Linked DNA regions of Mus musculus: region 1 is linked to region 2. The links are chromatin loops, found by intact Hi-C in ENCODE. Cell type or tissue: gastrocnemius. All regions are shown on one strand. Links, peaks and the distances in the headings refer to the core of each region. The heading gives the core; the rest is flanking DNA. Region 1 overlaps Qrich1 (glutamine-rich 1). Region 2 overlaps Usp4 (ubiquitin specific peptidase 4 (proto-oncogene)).

Region 1 (8,522 bases), core at 106-8,105, 150 kb after region 2:
TCCCTCTTCAGGAGTCTCTGAAGGCAGACAGCTGCAGTGTACTTACATATAATAAATAAACCTTACCAAAAAAGAAAGAAAGAAAGAAAGAAAGAAAGAAAGAAAGAGAAAGAAATGAAATGTTAGAAAACACAGAAAGGATCCTGGGTGTGGTAGAGCACACCTGAAACCATAGCAGTTAGAACAAGGGAGGCAGGAGGCTAAGGTCAAGGTCATTGTTAGCTACATATGAGTTCTAGACCATTGCACAGTACATGAGACCTTGTCTTTAAAAATAAAGATAGGGTTAGAGAGATAACTCAGCAATTAAGAGCACTTGCTGCCCTTCTACAGAGTCCAATTCTTAGCACCCTCATTGTGTGGCTTACAACTCCAGCTACACAAACGGACCCTCTTTGGCCTTCAAGAGCACTTACTAACATGTGTACGTACAAAATACACAGACAGAAAAGGGACTGCAGAGATGGCTGGCTCAGCAGTTAAGAGCGCTGGCTGCTTTTCCAGAGGACCTGGATTTGTTTCTCAGCTCGTACACGGTGGTTCAGAACTGTCTATAACTTGGGTTCCATGGCATCTATTGCCTTCTGGTGTTACTGACCCCTCCTACCTCATTAGTTTTGTTTTGGTTTGTTTTGATTTTGGTTTCTCAAAACAGGTGGAGTTTTGTTTGTTTGTTTGTTTGTTTGTTTTCCTGTTTATCCCTGGCTGTCCTGTAACTTGCTCTGTAGACTAGGCTGGTCTAGTTATGCTACATTCAAGTAGTCTCATACAGCCAGGCAGTGGTGGCGCACGCCTTTAATCACAGTACTTGGGAAGCAGAGGCAGGCGAATTTCTGAGTTCCAGGACAGCCAGGGCTACACAGAGAAACCCTGTCTTGAAAAACCAAAAATAAATAAATAAATAAATAAAGTTTTTTTGAAAAAAGATTCATATAAAACACACATCAGACATATTTACCAGAACTAGAAGTAACATTTGATATTTTACTGACACATGTATAAATATAGCGAAATCGCTTTTTGGATGGCAGAGAGCATGGAGACACCGTGAATTGTTCTCCATTATCATGTCTCTGCATCTATACATCCTAACTTGAGCTAACACATTATGCAGCCAACTGTAGGGGAAAATTGATGGGAAGGACACTGTGAAGAGACCACACAAAGGAATCAGTTGCTGTGAGATTTCTTGGCCCAAGCTTGAGAACGGAGAGTGTACAGACTCTCAGGTGATGGTGGCCCAGGTCCAGTAATAAAGGAAAGCCTCACTCCAACCACCTACTCCCAGGGACCACCCAGATGAGCTCATGGAAAAGGCCTGGAGACTCTACTGAATGCCATTTTCTTCTTGCTTTGCACTTGACTATGTACTTTGGCTTGTGAGGTCTTCCATAGAAACTGGAACTTTTGAGATAGATAAACAACTGCTTCTAAACAAATTTGTGTTTTCCAAAACAGTGTTTATATCTGTTGTCCAGAAAGTGAAATAAAATTTAAAACATGCTCAAAAAAAAAAGAATAGAATAAAAACAGAACACAGAAAGGGTTGAGTGTGCAAGACAGCCATGGAAATAAACTTGATTTCTTTCTTTTCAAACTATAATAGAGCTGAATATGTAGCTTGGTGGTATGCATATACATTACACAAAACGAAAAGTTAACGCCAGGTGGTGGTGGCGCTCACCTTTAATCCCAGCACTTAGGAGGCAGAGGCAGGCAGATTTCTGAGTTCCAGGACAGCCAGGGCTACACAGAGAAACCCTGTCTTGAAAAACCAAAAAAAAAAGAAAAAAGAAAAAAAAAGTTAAAAAAAATACTAAGTAGTGATTAATGAATTACTGGCTAATAAACTATCATGTTCTATTCTGTTTTTTATTCTGTTTTTTCTTTCTGAATATTTTTCCAAAAGAAATTGTTTTTCTCTTTTTTTTTCTTCTTTTTGGGGGGGAGATGTCAAGATGGGGTTTCTTTGTGTTGCTCTTCATTCTGTAGACCAGGCTAGCCTTGAACTCAAAGATCTGCCTGCTTCTGCCTCCTGAAGTGCTAGGACCAAAGTCATATTCAAAAGATTTGTGTGTCTGTGGATACCTATACCCATGTGCACGTGTTAGGAGGACAAAGAATAGTGGTTCTACTCACTTAAGTTTTATTCCCCTGAGACAGGTTCTCTCACTGACCGTAAAGTTCATTATTTTGGGCTAGTATGATCACCAATGAGTTCCTAGGATTTTTCTGTCTCCTGGCCCACAGTTGAAGTTATAGACATTCTTGGCCATACCTGGCATCTTTTTGTGGGTGCTAGGTCATCTCCCCAGCACCTCTTTGTTCTTTTTAAATTTTATTTTATATGTATGGGTGTCTTGCCTACATGCATGTCTGCTCACACACTATGTGTGTGTCTGATAGTTCTAAGAGGCCTAAAGAAAGGCCAGACATAGTGGTGCATAATTTTAACCCCAGTACTCAGAAGGCAGACACAGGAGGACCTCTGGGAGTAAAAGCCAGTCTGTTTGTTCTAAGTACTGAGTCAAGGGATAACCAGGACTATAGAGAGAGACTTCAGTCACACTCACACACTCTCTTCTCTCCTCCTCCTCCTCCTCTTCCTCCTTACTTCTCCCCCACCCCCCACTCCCCAATACACACACCCCAGTTAGGATTTGGGATTGGTGGCACATAACTTTTTAATCCTTGCGCCTTAGACAGAGGCAGGTGAATCTCTGAGTTGGAGACCAGCCTGGTCTACAGAGTGAGTTCCAGGATAGCCAGAGCTATACAGAGAAACTATTGGGGTGCGTGTGTGTGTGTGTGTGTGTGTGTGTTAATGGATTATGTTCTTAGGAGTGAGAATATTGTTTGAACTTTAAGCTAGTATGGTGTCACATGCCTGTAGTTTCAGAACCACTTAGGAGGCTGAAGCAGGAGGATCAAGAGTTTAAGGTCAGTCTAAACCTATGAAAAAAATAGGATTTTTTTTTTTTTAAAAGACTTATGTCAGGGGCTGGTGAGATGGCTCAGTGGGTAAGAGCACCCGACTGCTCTTACAGACTGCTCTTCCGAAGGTCCGGAGTTCAAATCCCAGCAACCACATGGTGGCTCACAATCATCCGTAACGAGATCTGACTTCCTCTTCTGGAGTGTTTGAAGACAGCTACAGTGTACTTACATATAAATAAATAAATAAATCTTAAAAAAAAAAAAAAAAAAAAAAAAAAAGACTTATGTCAGGCAATGGTGGTGCATGCTTTTAATCCCAGCATTTGGGAGGCAGAGGCAGGCAGATTTCTGAGTTCAAGGCCAGCCTGGCCTACAGAGAGTTCCAGGACAGCCAGGACTACACAGAGAAACCCTATCTCGAAAAACCAAGAGGAAAAAAGTTTTGTTTGTTTGATGCATATGAGTACACTACCATTGTTCTCTTTAGACACACCAGAAGAGGGCACCAGACCCCATTACAAATGGTTGTGAGCCACCATGTGGTTGCTGAGAATCGAACTCTCAGGATTGCTGGAAGAGCAGTCAGTGCTGTTAACTGTTGAGCCATCTTTCCAGCCCAATACAAGGATCTTATAATCTAGAAAATCATCCATGAAGATTCTGAAGTCTTTTCCTTTGATTTTACGATGGCAACAGTGTCTTCACTATTTGTCTTGTCTTTGTAAATGGTTGTTCTATCATAGGCTGCTCCTCTCTCCCTAGACTCCCCCATGCTGGGATGATAGGCGTGTATCATTCCCACCTCAACAGGAAAACTTGTTTTGGATGAGGTTTTCCTGAAATTTGCTGTTAGTTCAGGGTGACCCTTTGCTGCTTCTTCTGCAGCCTCCACGTTTGCTCTTCTTGCTTTGCAGATTGGAGAAGCTGTCATATCTAGTTTCCTAAGGTGCTGGACACTGCCTCTAGGGTATTGTATAAGTTGCAAGCCAAGTACTCACCTACTGCTCTAGCCTTGCTGGTGTGGATTCCGGTCCTCCTCATAGATGATCACTCAGATCATAGTTTGAGACTAGAGCTTTCTCAGGTTCCAACCCAGATGTGTTCAGTAACTTTATAAACATTTTTATAAAATGCATAAGTGTTTTATTTGCATAATGAAGTTTTGAAGCAGTGTTTGAAAATAAACCTCTATTTTCTTAGGGTGTTGTTGTTGTTGTTGTTGTTGTTGTTGTTCTAGATAGTTTTACTGTATATCCCTGGCTATCCTGGAACTCACAAAGATCCAACTGCCATTACCTCTCAAAGTGCTGGAGTTAAAAGGCTTGTGCCACCACTGCCTGGCTTGCTTTAGTAGGTTTTAAAAGATTTGAGACTTGGCTTCTGCTCTTTGGAAAGGTTCTAGGGCAGTTTGCAGTATTGGTGTTGTAGGTTTTTTTGTTTTCTTTTATGTGTGTTTCTTTTTCTTACCTGTTTTGGCAGGATGTGGTGTGGGGGTACTTCCAGATAGGGTTTCTCTTTGTAGCTCCTGGAACTCAATTTGAACTAAAACTCAAAGAGATCTGCTTGCCTCTACCTCCTGAGTGCTGGGACTAAAGATGGGCATGACCACTGCCCAGCTCTTTTTTTTTTTGAGACCAAGTCCTTCTTAAAGCCCTGGCTGGCCTTGGATTTGCCATAAATCTCAGGCTAGTCTCAAACTTGAGGTGACCCTGTGCCCTGCCTCAGCCTCTAAAGTACTGGTAGTACAATCATGTATTGCCACCCTGGATTTATATGGATGTTTTGAAATGAGAATCGAGGGCTAACAAGATGGCTTAGTGAGTAACAGCACTTGTTCCAAGCCTGACATCCTGAATTCAGTCCATCCAGACCCTCAGAACCGTAGAGTGGAAAGAGAACTGTTGCAGTCTGAGCTGAGGAGTGCCGCTTTGGCTTAGTTACATTGCTGCTTCTGTTGTCCCCAGAGCCAGATAGACTCTCCAAAGCATGAAAACGGGACAGCAAGAATTGGTTTTGGTTGTTGTTTTTGTTTTTCCCAATTGAATAGCAGTTAAGTTTCATTTGCTGGTATTTTTACTAAAAGTCCTAATGAAAAATACTGACAATTCTCATGATTTCCCTCTCATAGGCACAGACTGTTCAGGTTGCTGAAGTTGAGCCACAGTCACAACCACAGCCTTCACCAGAGCTTTTGCTTCCAAATTCTTTGAAGCCAGAAGAAGGGCTTGAAGTATGGAAAAACTGGGCTCAGACCAAGAATGCTGAACTAGAAAAGGATGCTCAAAACAGATTGGCCCCCATTGGGAGTGAGTGTTTGGGAGGGAGAGGATGATGGGGTGTGTCAAAAATGTAAGTACAAGTAAAACAGAATGCAGGCAGGTAGCACCCCTGGCCTTAAGGACTGGAGAATATACTTGGAAGTATACTTTGTGTCATGATGAGCAGTGTCTAGTCTTCACATCATGAGTGAGCAAGATTTATGGGATTGCCCAAGACCAGATTTTTGGATCCCTATGTTTTTAGTTAGCTTCAAGGAAAGGCACCAAAGAAAAATGTCTTTTGGGAAGACCTGGGAGGTGCCAGTGAGTTGTATTTAAACCAGTCTTTGTTTGGGTTCATTTATTTGCTCATAGTACAGCATGGTTGCTGGGGTTTTCTACATATTTCTACTTACAGAAAAGAAACCCGTTGGTGTAATAGCGTATGTTAGTGCATTAATAGGGAAGTTCAGATCACAGATGTAAGTGGACATTCCTAGCCTGAACACTGGTGGGCAACATCCTCTCTGAACCCTCCTTTTAACAATGTGAGTAACAAGTTAGGACATCACTGTTGCCAAGACTCCCATTCACCCTTAGGACTTGTGTTGCAGGGCGACAGTTGCTACGATTTCAGGAAGATCTGATCTCCTCTGCTGTGGCTGAATTGAATTATGGCCTTTGTTTAATGACACGAGAAGCTCGGAATGGAGAAGGTGAACCCTATGACCCAGATGTACTCTACTACATTTTCCTGTGTATACAGAAGGTAGGAAACATCTTCACATGAACATGTTTGAACTGGGTTCCCATTGAATGTTTTCACTTTAGCCTAATTTACTTAAATAACAAGAATTCATGGCACAGCTTTCCTCCCAGCACATGGGGCAGAGGCAGGCTGACTGACCTCTGACTTCCTGCTGGCCAAGGCTACATAGATCCTGCTGTTTGTTTGTTTGTTGGTTTTTGTTTTGTTTTGTTTTGAGACAGGCATTCTCTGCATAGCCCTAGTTATCCTGGAACCCAGAGATCAGCCCACCTCTGCCTCTCAAGTTCTTTGATTAAAGATATACACCATTGCCGGCCTTTTTTTCCTTCCTTCCTTCCTTTCTTCCTTCCTTCCTTCCTTCCTTCCTTCCTTCCTTTCACAAAAGCTTAGATGTTTACTTTAGAAAAGAATATATAAAAATACATATAATTCCACCTAGAAAACCATGAGTTAAAATATATTTAATGAGGGCCAGTGAGGTGGCTCAGCCCATGAAAATACTTGCTCACCAAGCCTGGTAACCTGAATTTGATTCCCAGAGCCGATTATGTAAAGTAACTTTTTCTTAAATTACAAAGCATTTATTTAATACATTTTGCTAATGTATATAGTTTTTTTTTTTTTAAGATTTATTTATTTATTATGTGTAAGTACACTGTAGCTGTCTTCAGAAACACCAGAAGAGGGCATCAGATCTCATTACCGGTGGTTGTGAGCCACCATGTGGTTGCTGGGATTTGAACTTTGGACCTTCGGAAGAGCTCTTACCCGCTGAGCCATCTCACCAGCCCTAGTTTTTATTAAGTTATTCAAAATGTAGTGCTCAAGTGTAGGTTTTTAGGTTTTGCTATACCTTACATTAATTAATACAAAATAGTTGTTTGAAGGAATATGATTGAAGTTGTATACAAATCCCCTTGGTTTTTTGGGAGCCATGAGATGAAGGATTAACAACAGAGGAGAATGCAGACCAAGAATTTGTCGGAGAAGTAGATTTCTTCAAACCTTAAGGCTCTAGAGTAGGGCTGGTGAGGTGGCTTAGCAGGTAAGAGCACTGACTGCTCTTCTGAAGGTCCTGAGTTCAAATCCTAGCAACCACATGGTAGCTCACAACCACCAGTAATGAGATCTGATGCCCTCTTCTGCCCGTCTGAAGACAGCTACAGTGTACTTATGTATAATAATAAATAAATCTTAAAGAAGGGGGCGGGGCTCTAGAGTAAAACTTTCCCAGCATGATGGTTGAAGGCTAGTTTATTGGAACTCACTATGGACTGCTGAGAGAAGTCAGCCTCTTTCATTCCTTTTTCCTCTGATCCTAACCCAGAGTTCTTATGTACTGTCTCTGTTCATAGAAGGCTACTGTAGTATTGTAATCTTCCTTTACCAAAAAGGAAATTAAAGACTTGGATGTGCTGGGGCTGGAGAGATGGTACAGCAGCTAAGAATACTTACTATTCTTACAGATATCCTGTTTTCAGTTCTGTTCTAGGAGATCAAGTGCTTTCTTCTAACATCCAAGGGTACCCGGCATATATGCAGAAACATTCACATGCATAAATCTAAACAAAATTAAAGCTGGACATAATAGTCCCTGACTTTAATCCCAGAATGGGGGGTGCGGGTGGGGGGTGTGCAAAGGCTGATAGATCTTTCAGTTCAAGCCAGGCATGGTGGCGCATGCCTTTAATCCCAGCACTTGGGAGGCAGAGGCAGGCGGATTTCTGAGTTCAAGGCCAGCCTGGTCTACAGAGTGAGCTCCAGGACAGCCAGAGCTACACAGAGAAACCCTGTCTCGAAAAACCAAAAAAAAATAAAAAGATCTTTCAGTTCAATTCCTGCTTTTTCTAATTTTGTGAGTTTCAGGCCAGCCAAGTTGTTATAGTGACATCCCGTCTCAAAAAATTAAAAAGTTTAAAAATTACATGTATTTGCATAGTACTCTTAACAAGAACATGCCCTTGCCTATTAATAATGTACGAGTCATTTTATTTCGTGTGTGTGTGTGAGAGTAGGCATGAACAACTACATGCAGTAGTGGCAATGTGGATGTTGGGAACTGAACCTTGGTCTTCTCTACGAGCCGTAAGTGCTCTTAACTGCTGACCCGTGTCTCTACCTCCCTCTTCCCCATGGTTTTTGCTACAATGACTTGCTTATGTGGAATAGTATTTACAAAAGGTCCAGCGTTGACTCACTCTCAGTAACTTAAGAATCTGCTTGTGTCATTTAAAGTGTGCTGTGGAAATAACATTTGTTAATTACTTTCCTTTTAGTATCTTTTTGAAAATGGAAGAGTAGATGACATATTTTCTGATCTTTACTATGTTCGTTTCACCGAATGGCTACATGAAGTTCTGAAGGATGTACAGCCTCGGGTCACTCCACTTGGTAAGAGTTTACCTAGTCTTTGAATTTTTTTTTCTTTTCCTTTTAATAATGTGAACTGGTGTTTTGCCTGCATGTATATCTGTCTGTTGGAGGGGGTCTGATCTCCTGAAACTGGAGTTAGAGAACTGTGAGCTGCCGTGTCATTTCTGGGAATTGATCTAGGTCCT
Region 2 (8,522 bases), core at 209-8,208:
GTATTTATCAAGACTAAGGACTGACCTCAGGAACTTGCACATACAAGGCAGAGGCTCTAGCACTCACTGTAGTTCCTGGTTCCCTTTACACAGTCTTTTATCTGAGTTTTTATTGCTGCCTGTCTGTAAGCTTACTACATGCATGCCTCGTGCTCACAGAGCCCAGGAGAGGTTGTCAGATCCCCAGAAACTAGAACTACAGACTACTGTGAGCCACTGTGTGGGTGTAGGGAGCTGAGCTTGGGTACTCTATAAGAGCAGAAAATGCTCTTAATCTCTGAGCCATATCTACACTCCCATTTACATTTTTATTTTGTTGTTTTGTTTTGTTTTTCGAGACATGGTTTCTCTGTGTAGCTCTGGCTGTCCTGGAACTCACTCTGTAGACCAGGCTGGCCTCAAACTCAGAAATCCGCCTGTCAGATTCTGGGTTTTGGGGGTTATCTGTAATATTAGGGGAGACTTTGAAGCTGTGGGAGGTTGAGATTCAAAAAGGCTGCCCCAGGTTCTAGCATTGCTCTCCTCAGTGGCTGGTGGTGGGTGAGCAGGTGTGGTGCTGCTGCCTGAGTGTGGCCCTTCTCACTTGGAGAGCCTCTCCTGGTGTTGGTCATTCCATAATGAGTGACACTATGGTCCCCTCCACAGCTCGATCCACACTGGCCATTGACTGGGACAGTGAGACCCGAAGCCTTTACTTTGATGAGCAAGAATCTGAGGTATGTCATTTGGGGTTTGTGGTCAGTGCTGTGTTCTGGCTTCTGCTCTGAAAATACATTGATGTTCATCTCATTGATTGGACAACAGTTAAATTTTCCTTATGACTTGAAATGAAAAGCACCCAAGACTGCCATTCTGTGTGCAGAGACTGCAGAAAGCACGGTATATTCCAGGCAGAGCTTGAGCATCCCGTGAGCCGCCAGGAGGCTTCACAGCAGAACTCAGTGCTTCTCTCCGCAGGCCTGTGAGAAGCACCTGAGCATGTCACAGCCGCAGAAGAAGAAGAAGGCGGCAGTAGCCCTGCGAGAGTGCATCGAGCTCTTCACCACCATGGAGACCCTTGGGGAGCATGACCCCTGGTATGCAAGTCCCCGAGCTCTGAGCAGGGGACCTATGTACCCTAGGCTCTGAGGTTTGCTGGGACCACCTGTGTGCACAGAAACCTCCTCCTGTGCCTGGACAGGTCATCTTTTCTTAAGCAGTTCTGTAAATATTTGTGTGTGAGAGACGACTGTTTGCTGGACTGAGAAAAGCCACTGCTCTGATGAGAAGGCAGGGGTTTGTTCATAAGTCCTGGGGTTGAGTCCTGCCTGGAAGGTCTCCTTGTGACCTCCTGCTGCCCTGGCTAAGTAAGTCTCTTCTGTCTTTAGGTACTGTCCCACCTGTAAGAAGCACCAGCAGGCAACAAAGAAGTTTGACTTGTGGTCTTTGCCCAAGATCCTGGTGGTTCACCTCAAGCGTTTCTCCTATAACAGATACTGGCGGGATAAACTTGACACCGTGGTGGAGTTCCCAGTCAGGTGGGTGTGTGCACAGGTGCTGAGGAGGGAGGTGAGAAGATAGATGCTGGAGTTAGATTGTAGTACTTGGCTCTGGGAGGTTGACTTGTGACTTGTGGAGCAATCCTTCCTTCCCCTACTCGTGGGAAAAGTCACTACTAGAAGAGTCCTGCTGATTGTGTCACTGCTGATCTGCTTGTATCCTCACACTGGTCTGTGGCCTGTCCTGGCCGTCATTGCTGTCAGGGAACTTGGCTTCAGCCAGGACAGCACAGGCTCAGTTCTGTTTCTTATTAACAGGGCGAGGCAACCAGGTTAGCCTACCCGCGGGAGCTGATGTTCAGCTGGGTGTGGTGTCGCATGCTTGTAATTCCTTGCTCGGGCAGGAGGATCATTGATTGAGTTTAAGGCCACCTTTGTAGTTAAAATTTTGTTTACTTTTTTTGTTTGTTTGTTTTGGTTTTTTGAGACAGAGTTTCTCTGTGCAGCCTGGGCAATCCTGGAACTCACTCTGTCATTCAGTGCCAGTCTTAGCCCCCTGAGTGCTGGGATTGAAGCCTGTGCCTCAGCCTGACTGTTATTTTTTACCTTTTCTTTATTTTTGAAAATTGTATAATGGGCTGGTGAGACTAGGCAGCTCATTGAGAATCCTTGACCCCCAAGCCTGCTGACCTGGATTTGTTCCCAGACTCAGGGTAGAAGCAGAGAACCAACTCCTAAAATTTGTCCCCAGCTCTTTCTGCAGTGTGGATTTCAGTGCAGAATACAGAGGTAATGCTAACATATCCAGTTTTTTGGCCCCCAACAACAATTCCCTAATGTCAGCAGAAAGTAATTATGCACGATTGAGTCACTCCCCTTATTCCTTTGAAGAGGCAGGCAGATTTCTGAGTTCGAGGCCAGCCTGGTCCACAGAGTGAGTTCCAGGACAGCCAGGGCTACACAGAGAAACCCTGTCTCGAAACACCAAAAAAAAAAAAAAAAAAACCAAAAACCAAAAAACAAAATGATGGAATGATAGCCTAGTCAGGTTAGAGCAGGTTCTTGCTCTCCAGTCTCTGTAGGATCATCTGGGGCTAGGGACATGCAGTTAGCAGTTGGAGCAATTTGCAGCCTTTAATTGACTAGAAATCTGCTCAAGCAGATACATATTAAGGGTAGAAGCTAAAGCTAAGGAGTTTGGGGAAATTTTTTTCTTAGGTGTGCATTAGAAACTTTTAGGCCCGTGGTCCTAGTAGTTGGGAACGGGAAGTCCCAAGACCAGGGAAAGGGGGAGAGGAGAGATCCCAGGCTCAGGACCAGGCAGGTGAGGAAACAGGCTGTTGACTGAGTCCATCTGGAGTCCATTTGACCTGTGAGAGGTCGATTCAAGGCGATTCCCTGAAGCTTCCAAGAATTGTTATTATTATTATTATTATTATTATTATTATTATTATTGGTTTTTTCAAGACAGGGTTTCTCTGTGTAGCCCTGGCTGTCCTGAAGCTCACTTTGTAGACCAGGCTGGCCTCGAACTCAGAAATCTGCCTGCCTCTGCCTCCCGAGTGCTGGGATTAAAGGCGTGCGCCACCACGCCTGGCTAGAATTATTTTTTTAAGTTTATAAAAAGTGATGTTTTAGGTATGTTAGTGTTAACCACTGTTTGTAATCTGTACTGAGAGCCACATGGTAGAGAGAGCAGCAGACTCATACCTTGCAGTCATAATAAAAGCTTAAGCACCCAGAAATAATTTGTTCTTACCCAGTTACTTTCTATGAGACACAGGTGGTTGAGTCCTGACAGTAGTCACTGTAAAGCGGGCTCTTTACATGAAAGGGCGGAAGAGCTTACTTGAGACCTATTCTGTGAGTTTACCCCGTTTTAGAGTCTGGCAGCAAGGTAAACTGTCTTTCTCAGCTAGAAGCTTAGGAGATGAGGCCTGAATTTTGTACACATGAAGAGAACTGAGAACAGCTGAAGCCTTGGCTGCTGCTGTTAAACTGACAAATCTGCCCTGAGCCTTGTGGTCAGCACCAGAGACCTGAGAAAGATAAATTTCACCTGAGTAAGCAGGAAGTATAGACCAAGCAGCTTCCAAATCTATTTAAAAAGTGACAGAGATCCAGGTCACCCTAGGCTCCTCCGTGGTCAGTGGAGGGCGGCATGGCTCTGTAGCCACCAGGCATAGACGGTCTGACAGACTTTCCTATACAGTAGGAGCTTGGGGGAACTGGCCTACTTGTCTAGGCAAAGAGGGAGTCGACTCCTCAGTGACCTGCTTGTCCACAGTTTGGACACTGCTGTGAACAGTCAAGGTGAAGGGCAGTGTTTGGCCCAGTGGCCTGCTTTGCTGCATTTAGAGTAAGCCTGGGGGGATGGTCTTCTGTGCCCATTATCTTCTTGGGAGGATGCTAGGAGCCGACTTGTCTCTCTGTCATGAAAAACTTTTCTTATTAAACATTTTAAATACCATATTCTGCAGATCTCTGAAGTGTTTGAGGACCACCTGTTAACTGTACCTAAACAAACACACTCTGTCTCTGGTCACTTGTTTTCTGCTTAACTTTGAAAACATGCAGGAACCTTATTCCTATAATTACTGTAGTACTTAGCATGATTACAAGTATACTTCTGAACACATTAAAGAATTTGATCATTTATAAGGTGACTGACCATGAACTTGCATGTCTTAATTATTCTTAACTGTTAGTTTATGTAAGGTCACTATTTTGCAGCTTTATCCATTTAGGTTAAGCCTTAAAATTTACAATTTTTAAATTAAAGCCCTATAAAACTTTTAATCCTAGTTAAGGTCCACAGGGAGGCTGGGAGCTTCCCTGACCCTGCCGTGGGCACAGGGAAGAAGCCGCAACAGCCACTCCCTGGGTGAACAGGCAAAACATTTATTCTAGACTGCCGTGCAATTTTCAGGGTTAAATGGGCCCTTGAGAAAGGACTAAAGGGACCTAGAGGCTTGCATTGACCATGAAAAATCAATAGATACCAGTCATGTCAGTGGCTTGCCTCAGGTTTGAAACTTAACAAAAGAAAATTTCAAAATACAGTAAAGGTTTCCAGGGCCTGTCTGACATTTAAATTCCTATGGCCTTGTTCGCACTGTGGTTAGTCTCAGCCTTCGCGTGCAGATGCTGAATTCCTCTTTGGCATCTTTTACCCCGCTTCAACCTCATGGTATGATAGCACCATGACAGCCTTCTCCCAGTTTCTGCTCCCACAAACCATCACTGTGCCTTGGCCTAGTCTTCTCGCATAGTTTAGTGTTCTGTGGGGTGAGGGGGGTGCTGGGTTACACTGACCTTTTGAATTTACCATATTTATGGGCTATTATGTTTTCACTCAGAGCTCTGAACATGTCCGAGTTTGTCTGTGACCGGTCAGCAAGGCCTTATGTTTATGACCTAATTGCTGTGTCCAATCACTATGGAGCCATGGGGGTTGGTCACTGTAAGTATTGGCATCTGCTTCCTTCTGAGGTATGGAAACGCCCTACCTACTGTGCCTCAGCCTCTTCCTGGATGCCAGCCCTGACGTAGCACCTGGCTTGTTTTCAGTCTCCGACTTTGGGCTTTCCCAGCCCCTCTCTCCTCCCTACCTTCCTCAGTGGTGGTAACGATCAAGACAGTCCTGCTGATCGCTTATGCTGGCCTGGGGCTCACCATGTAGCTCAGCCAGGGTGGCCTTACTTTCCTGGCACAGTGTGAGCCGCCACTCTGGGTTACTCTGGAAACTCTACTAGAGCCAGGACATGACAAAACATTGTTCTCTTTGTTTATTTTGGTTTTTCAAGTCAGGGTTTCTCTGTGTAACCCCAGCTGTCGTGGGACTCACTCTGTAGACCAGTGTTTCCGAGCGGGGCACTGTGGTTCAGGTACTCGGGAAAAGAATTCTTAACCGTTTCCAAAGAAAGTTAATGTTAAAGAGACGTCCCTAATAATTCACCCAACTACACAAAATTAGTGACTGTAATCACAGAAGTATCGCAGCGCTGCAAAACCAAAACGTGGAGAAAATGCAAGGGAAGGAGAGATGCCAAAATGAGTTTACTTTTGGTTTGGTTTTGAGACAGAGCCTCACATCCAGACCAGGCAGGCTTGTGACTTGCTAGGTAGGCCTCGATGGTCCTGAACCCACGTTCTTTCCACCCTAGGCACCTAAGTGCTAAGATACAGGTACACATCTCCATATCTGGGAAAATAGTACGTTTTTTTCTTTTCTCTATTACCCAGAATTTCTATAACATTTAGGTTCACTAAAACTGTGTTTTAGTTACACCTGAACCTGCTTTAGGGGCATTGTTTCACTCCCCAGTGCTGGGATGGGACTTAGAGCCTTGTGCATCCTAGGTAAGTAGTGTGGCCGCCAAGCTTCACCTGCAGCCCCATCCACTCCAGAGGTTCAGTCACAGCTGTGGAGAGAAGAAAATGTGCACACCCAGCTCTGCAGACCAGGGAGCACTGCCTTCCTGACCAAAGCGCCCCTGCTGGCTCCACAGGCACCGGGTGTTCTGTGGAGATGGGGGTGGAGCCTTCTGCTTTGGTTTTGTTTTTTTTAATTTTAGCAGCGTCAGCTCTCTGAGTCCTTCTGTGGCTCTGGATTATACTCGTGGCCATCTATGTTAGAGATTCAGATGAAAATCTCAGGCGCATGCCCTTTCCTTGTGTTATGTCTCCAGCACTGATCACAGTCATTAAATAGACACCAGGGCAGCTGGGGAGAAAGCTCAGTAGTGGATCACTGTTCTTTACAGGACCTGAGCTAATTCCCAGGACCTAGGTCAGGTGGCTCACAACTGCCTGGAACTCTGTGACACCTGTCAGTACCCTCCATGTAATCAAATAATAAATCTTTATTTAAAAATAGACAAGTCTGAGTGTGGTGGCATCTGCGGTTAATTCCAGCACTCGGGAGGCAGAAGCAGGTGGATCTGAGTTCAGGGCCAGTGTGGTCCACAGAGTTTCAGAAATACACACTAGCGTGACAAGGTGGCTCAGCAGGTAAAGATCCTGGCCACACAAGCCTGGTGACCTGAGTTCAATTCCAAGAACTCTAAAAAAGTAGAGGGAGAGAACTCACCCCACAGCGTTAACCTCCACACACAAATACCATGGCACGTGTACACACACACACACACACAGCTTTTAAAATTAAATTTAAGGGCTGGTGAGATGGCTCAGCGGGTAAGAGCACTGACTGCTCTTCCGAAGGTCTCGAGTTCAAATCCCAGCAACCATATGGTGGCTCACAACCATCTGTAACAAGATCTGACTCCCTTTTCTGGAATGTCTGAAGACAGCTATATTGTACTTATATATAATAAATAAATCTTTTTTAAAAATTAAATTTAAAATTATTTTAAATATTAACATTAAGTAGGCTGGTTTTATTGATTAGCATCCCAAAATTATAGGACACCCTGTGCTCACCCTTTCAAGTTTGTCTGAAAGACCCAGGTTGGAAAAAATGGTGAATTATTTCCACTGGGCTGCAGTGCCACACGCCTTTAATCTCTGTGGGAGGCAGAGGCAGAGGATCTCTGAGTTCCAGGACCACCGGGGGACACAGAGAAACTGTGTTTTGAAAAGCCAAAAACAAACAAAATGTACAAAACCATGAGCCATAGGGGCCGGGGATTTATTTAGCAGCAGAGTGTGTGCCTAGCAAGTACAAGGCCCTGGGTTTGGATCCCCTAACCTCTGGGGAAGAAATAAAAAGAACTATAAATTATCGACTATAAATGATCATTACTTATATGTATGTGCATATTTTAAAAATTATTTCTATAATCTGGTGGTGGTGGTTTTCTGTTTTGAGATGTGGTTTCACTGTGCAACCTACCTAGACTTGGCCAGGATGGCCTTGAACTTGGGAGTAGTACTTCTGTCTCTGGTTCCTGAGTGGATCCACACTGGGTATACATTATTCTTAGTTTTAGTGTTAACATTTTGGGTATGAGTATGTGCGAGTATTTAGTGCTAACCTAATAAGGTTACAAGATTATTTTTTTTTTGGTGGCCATTAGAGCATTTTGTTTGTAACTTGGCAGACACTGCATATGCGAAGAACAGACTGAACGGGAAATGGTATTACTTTGATGATAGCAGTGTGTCCCTGGCCTCTGAGGACCAGATAGTGGTGAGTACTTTCCCAGGTGCCTGCTCCTCCCTGGGCTCTCAACAAATCAACCGAAAAGGTTCCCTCAAGCCAGACGGTTACCTCCTTATCTGCTAGGGCTCTGAGTGGAGCAGAGGGGACTGCCATTCATCCTAGATCTTTCCTAACGGAGAAGCTCAGTTTTCCTAGAGGTATCACAGTGCATCTATCTGCATTTGCTAGAGCCATGGCAGGGGCATCAGGAAGCAGCTAATAAATAAAGGTGGCAGGTTCCCGAGAGTACAGCTGTCCACTCAGTCACTCAGTGAGTGTGCTTGTTTATTGAGATAGTATCTCTATATCTCTGCCTGCTCTGAAACTCATTTTGTAAGTTTGTAGCCTCAAACTTAGGGTAATTCTCCTACCTCTGCTTCTTGAGTGCCGGTATTACAGATATCCATCCCCACATTCAGTTTAAGATTGCTTTTTTTTTTTTTTAAGATAGGGTTTCACTCTGAAGCCCAGGCTGGCCTTGACCTTGGAAAAAGAATCCTCCTGTCAGGCCCCCCTCGCCTTGCTGGGATCACAGGTGCTAGGAAAGGGGTGGGGTGAGTTTATTATCAGTGAATGGACCCCATTCCTTGTGTTTTAGACGAAAGCCGCCTACGTGTTGTTCTATCAGCGTCGGGATGACGAATGCTCCAGCACATCTTCGCTCGGCAGTTTCCCCGGTTCTGATGGAGGGGTGAAGCTGAGCAGCTCACACCAGGGCATGGGGGATGAGGAGGCTTACAACATGGACACCAACTGATGTGGCCTCTGTGACCCTGCCACCCTCCCAACACCAGCATCCTCCCCCAGGAGAATATCTGTGGCACTCTTGAAGACTGCTCATATCAATCTCAAACCAGATGAGGACATTACCTCCTTTTATG

Evidence for each region. A loop is a pair of places that touch in the nucleus more often than their neighbours do. Peaks named below come from ENCODE experiments on the same cell type or tissue, not always from the same donor. Only the 100,000 strongest peaks of a DNase experiment are listed, where the experiment ranks them.
Region 1: it touches region 2 in a loop (2.3-fold over the local background); 5 of 42 quality-filtered maps call a loop at or near these places.

Annotation. Positions count from the first base shown.
Region 1 is chr9:108,536,623-108,545,144 of GRCm38, forward strand. Qrich1 (glutamine-rich 1) reads left to right here. Exons shown (of 10, transcript NM_175143.5): 4 at 5,066-5,243; 5 at 5,810-5,964; 6 at 8,241-8,355. Among named protein-coding and RNA genes, the nearest start is that of Impdh2, 20 kb to the right of the region's middle. In gastrocnemius, for the core only: a CTCF peak has its summit at 3,432 (motif pointing right); no DNase peak of the experiment used is centred there.
Region 2 is chr9:108,383,440-108,391,961 of GRCm38, forward strand. It overlaps Usp4 (ubiquitin specific peptidase 4 (proto-oncogene)), which reads left to right. Exons shown (of 22, transcript NM_011678.2): 17 at 646-716; 18 at 958-1,076; 19 at 1,368-1,517; 20 at 4,838-4,941; 21 at 7,541-7,629; 22 at 8,240-8,522. The coding sequence ends at 8,398. Among named protein-coding and RNA genes, the nearest start is that of 1700102P08Rik, 5.1 kb to the right of the region's middle. In gastrocnemius, for the core only: a CTCF peak has its summit at 3,613 (motif pointing right); no DNase peak of the experiment used is centred there; H3K4me3 peaks cover 286 bases; H3K27ac peaks cover 5,977 bases.